2 separate regions of the Mus musculus genome follow, and region 2 is linked to region 1. The links are chromatin loops, found by intact Hi-C in ENCODE. Cell type or tissue: heart. All regions are shown on one strand.

Region 1 (2,500 bases):
AGATATAAGATACAATTTGTGAAACACATGAAACTCAAGAGGAGTGAAGACCAAAATGTAGACACTTTGCCCCTTCTTAGAATTGGGAACAAAACACCCATGGAAGGAGTTACAAAGTTTGGAGCTGAGACAAAAGGATGGACCATCTAGAGACTGCCATATCCAGGGATCCATCCCATAATCAGCCTCCAAACGCTGACACCATTGCATACACTAGCAAGATTTTGCTAAAAGGACCCTGATATAGCTGTCTCTTGTGAGACTATGCCGGGGCCTAGCAAACACAGAAGTGGATGCTCACAGTCAGCTATTGGATGGATCACAGGGCCCCCAGTGGAGGAGCTAGAGAAAGTATCCAAGGAGCTAAAGGGATCTGCAACCCTATAGGTGGAACAACATTATGAACTAACCAGTACCCCGGAGCTCTTGACTCTAGCTGCATATATATCAAAAGATGGCCTGGAAAGAGAGGCCCATTGGACTTGCAATCTTTGTATGCCCCAGTACAGGGGAACGCCAGGGCCAAAAAGTGGAAGTGGGTGGGTAGGGGAGTGGGGGGGTATGGGGGACTTTTGGGATAGCATTGGAAATGTAAATGAGGAAAATACCTAATAAAAATATTTTAAAAAAAGAAAAAGCCAAAAAACAGAAACAACAACAACAACAAAAAAAACCCCTGAGAACATTAAATTGTGTACTTTACCTTTTAAACATGAATGTACTTTCTTTTAAATAAAGGAGAATTTGGCATTTTATCACTGTTTATTAAGTTTGGATCCTAATTTGGCTACCTCACTGTTTATTCTCCGATATTTTAAATAACTAAAATATTTTTAAATTATTATATAGAACTAACCTCCTGGAAGTTGAAGGCTCATAGTAGTATTGTTTTTGTAGTAAAATATCATTAGCATTCACAGACTTAATCGACTTAACTGATAAAAATTCTAACCATTACTAGGAATTATTGTATTACCATTAAAATTTATAAAGACAAACTTTAAAATTTTTTTTATTGTGGTAAACTACCTGTTTTGTCATGTCACTCTATAGCAGTCTCTTTATGTAATATTTACTTTAATCTCAGGGCATACCATATGAAAATACTTTGAAAAGATAAGTTCAGTGGTATATTTTTTCATAGTTTTATTGTTAACAGGGTACCATATTCACATATTTTGGAATATGTACTAGTTACTTTTCTGCTGTGAGAAAATACTACAGCCAAAAGCAACTTGTAAGAGAGAGTTTATTTGGGCTCATATTTCCAGAGGACTAGATGTCCATAACAGCAGGGAAGGAAGGTACGGTATCCTGAGGCCAGGTCAGGAGGCTGAGGGATCAGAGCAGGAAGCAAGGAGAGAGAACTGGAAGACGGCTGAAGCTGTGAAGCTGGCCCGGCAAGACTCCCTCCAGCAAAGCTCCAGGTCCATAACTTCCATAACTTCCCCAAGCAGTGCCACCTACTGGGGATCAGTGAACCTGCAGGTAAACTTTCACTAAAAACGGCCAATAGATATTCACCTAAGATTTTTAAATTAGTATCTGAACCAGAAACATTATAGGAGCAAAAAATGATTGGTTTTGTTTTCTTATCCTCTGGCTTCTCAGTGAGAAAGTCTATGACTGAGAAACAATCCCCTGCCAGTATGGACTGTTTAGAATTGGTTACAGTATCTCCTTAGAGCCTCTATGACCAGTTTCTAAAGAGGCCACAGTCAGTTACACTGTTAAATCTGAAAATGGTGCCCCTTTCCTTTCCTTTTCCACCTGAGAATACCTTCTCCTTTCGGCTAGTACTTCTATTTAATGGTCACTTGAAATTTCAGGTCCAGGACAGCCAAGGCACTTTACTTGATAACAGGAGTATTTAGAGTAGTCACGTACAACTAAATTAGTTCATGTTTATGGAAAGCTTTTTTCTTTACTAGGACTTCTGAAGCTTTTGCTCTCTTTAGATTGTAGAGCATGTAGACTAAGCATAAAGTGAGGGGTGGGGTTAGTAGAAAAACATGCTTTCCCTTGTGTACCCAGAATTCACAGCAGAAGGCTAGAGCTCATTCAGTAATGAAGTTGAAGTAATCCTCCAGGTACTCCATCTACACAAAAACAAATTGCAGTTTCCCTTTGCATCACTGGGTGGCGATTTTTCACAGTCTTGAGCTACTGTTTAAAAAGCTAGCAAGCAAGGCACTGTTTGTAATTACCAAGGCCTTCTTCTGTTATGACACATTTAATTGTGCTTTTAACACATTATCTTTAAGTTGATTACAAATTTACTAGTGTAATGTGCAACCTTGTAGTTATTTTAAATTAGGAAAGGGTTTTGCAGGGTTGGCAGATAATTCTATCCAATACCAAGACAAAGGCATGCATTAGCTTATTATGTTAAAGCAAAAATAGAATATAAAATGAAAAGAAGTAATGTAGATTATTGTTCTTGCTCCAGTAATATTGTTGACCAGATATTGAGTATAATTTTAGAGGAGTGAGAATGAAA
Region 2 (2,500 bases), 71 kb after region 1:
ATATGTATTTCCATAGTAGGATTCGCTGAGTTAACACTAGTGTCACTGGGCCACATACACAAACTAAGTTTCAATTTCAGTTTACAATGTACATGTTTTTAACCCCTAATTTTTATTGTTGTTGTTCATAGTAGAATGTAGTTTTTCCCCCTAAGGCCCTATGAATCAAAAGCATAGTAGGTATAATTGGCTTAGTAAAATTTAATTTCAAATTCAATGAATAAAATTTTTTTAGCTAGTTTGACTTTTAAAATGCTTTTAGGCTGTCCCTATCAAAAGGAAGGGAATGCTAAATTAAAGTAAGTACGGATATAAGACAGGAGTTTTATGTTTATGTAAAACTAGTGCTGAGAAAATAAATATCCTGAAATACCAGAGCCAAAATATATTCTTAAAATATTTTGAGCACAGGAAATAAATTATAAACAGCCTAGTGGGGGGGGGGAAATTCCAAACCTTCATAAATATAATTAAGTTGTATTTAAAATAATAGGGATTTCTGGTATGTAGTTAAGATGCCTTTGATTTTATTAAAACCGAAGATGTTTTTATGGTTATTGAAAAGCCAAAGGCACCTGAACTTTTCTTAACGTGAATGATTTAATATCTGAAACTTAAGCTAAAATGCTATTGTTTCTTTGTACACAGTCATTGCCTCTGCATTAGCTAACTCTAAAGAACTATAATGAGCCAGGCATGGTAGATGGCCACTGGGGAGACTGAGGCAGGAAGATTTTTTTTGAGGTTAAGACCATCATTGTCTGCATACCGAATCCCAGGCCATTCTTTGCTACAGGTTGGGATCATATGTCAAAAAAAAAAGGACACAAACACACACACACACACACACACACACACACACACGCATATAATATATAAAAGAAGTAAGCATATACACCCTATAAAAATAAATACTTTTGAAATACCGTGATAATTGGAATAACTCTAATAGCAATTTTAAAAAAGATAGTAATACCTGAAAAGTTTAGGGCCCTTCTAGGAAAAAGCCTGTGAAGCACAGAGAGCAGCCAGCCAGAGCTGATGCTCAATGGCAGAAACTGCTTAGTCACGCTGAAAGGGAGCCAAGGCAATAGCAGAGTGGGTGTTAAGTTGCAGTGGGTGTGGCACTTGCAGAGAGCCACTGTGACTGGGAAGTCATTTTGTAAACTTGTTACAGTAGAGTAGGAAAGCAGAAACCACCTAAAAATATTAATATTATGACCACATTTGCCGGATAACAATCAAAACAGTAGAGCCTAGAAAATAGAAATTACAATTCACTCTAGAGTGTTGGCCTCTAGTGTGAGGATGTGAATCTAATCCCCAGTACATAGAGAGGGAAGGAGGGAGGGAGGGATGGAGGAAGGGGGAGGGAAGAAAAAGAAAATAAAGAAGATTATAGTTTCCATAAGAGAGAAGAATTGACCTAATGAAGGAGAATTAAAAATTGAAGTATCTTAACAACATCTTAGCTGGGCAATGTTTGTACATGCTTTTAATGCCAGCATTCAGAAGACAGAGGCAGGCAGATCTCTGTGAATTCAAGGCCAGCTTGATCTACAGAGCTAGTTTTCTAGGACAGACAAGCTGTACAAAGAAACCCTATCATGACAGGGAAAAAAAATGTGTAGGAGGAAGAGAAGGAGAACTCTTTGGCTAAGAAATAAAACAACGTGGAACCGGGAGTGGGTGGTGGCACACGCCTTTAATCCCAGAATTTGGGAGGCATAGGCGGGAGGCATAGGCAGGCGGATTTCTGAGTTCGAGGCCAGCCTGGTCTACAGAGTTCCAGGACAGCCAGGGCTACACAGAGAAACCCTCTGTCTCGGGAAAAAAAAAAAAAAAAAAAAAAGAAATGAAACAGTGTAAAGGTAGTTGTAAACAACTTTCTAGAAGACACATTTATTTTGTCCATTTTTTTTTTTTTTTGAGACTCTCACATGTGAGTATTCCATTTAGACCAAGTTCATCCTTCAGATGCATGTGCTCTCTGAACGCCCCTACTAAATGCATGGCCTTTTCTTGTTATTGTCACGTCATTCATATGTGTATAATATAGTCTACTGAGTCAATTCAGTGTTTCTTAGTCAGTTCAGTGTATGCATTTACAGCTGGCTGCTTGGGATAGGATCACTTGTCACAGGCTTGATTGAGAGAAGATTGAGTCTCCCTCTCTCAGCAGCCATTAAATGCCTATTGCTCTTTATCCAGTGACACAGCCCACGTCCACATTGGTGTGTCAGCTGCTATTGTCATTGTTCAGGTCTTGCTTAGGTGACCATTATTTTGAGACTTTGATATACATGAGACAGTGCCTTGCTGTAGATGTCCAGTCCTCTGGCTTACAATTTTTCCACCCTCTCTTCCACAGTGCTCCCTGCCTTAGGAGTAGGGGTTGTATTGGGGATGTCTCAGGTAACATTGGGTACCGACTGGTCACGTGCTTCTTTGATGGGGCCTGAGAGCTAGTACGCTCATCCAGGAAAGCTAGTGAGTTAGT

Evidence for each region. Hi-C counts contacts between places; a loop is a spot of excess contacts. Peaks named below come from ENCODE experiments on the same cell type or tissue, not always from the same donor. Only the 100,000 strongest peaks of a DNase experiment are listed, where the experiment ranks them.
Region 2: a loop joins it to region 1, with 2.0 times the contacts of the local background. A loop is called at or near these places in 2 of 42 quality-filtered maps.

Annotation. Positions count from the first base shown.
Region 1 is chr6:8,273,171-8,275,670 of GRCm38, forward strand. All of the region lies in intron 2 of Umad1 (UMAP1-MVP12 associated (UMA) domain containing 1), which reads left to right. Among named protein-coding and RNA genes, the nearest start is that of Umad1, 15 kb to the left of the region's middle. In heart, CTCF peaks have their summits at 1,480 (motif pointing left) and 2,153; no DNase peak of the experiment used is centred here.
Region 2 is chr6:8,344,548-8,347,047 of GRCm38, forward strand. All of the region lies in intron 2 of Umad1 (UMAP1-MVP12 associated (UMA) domain containing 1), which reads left to right. Gm46952 (a long non-coding RNA gene) reads right to left here and starts at 1,029. Exons shown (of 3, transcript XR_001785197.2): 1 at 977-1,029. In heart, no CTCF peak of the experiment used is centred here; a DNase peak (open chromatin) is centred at 1,074.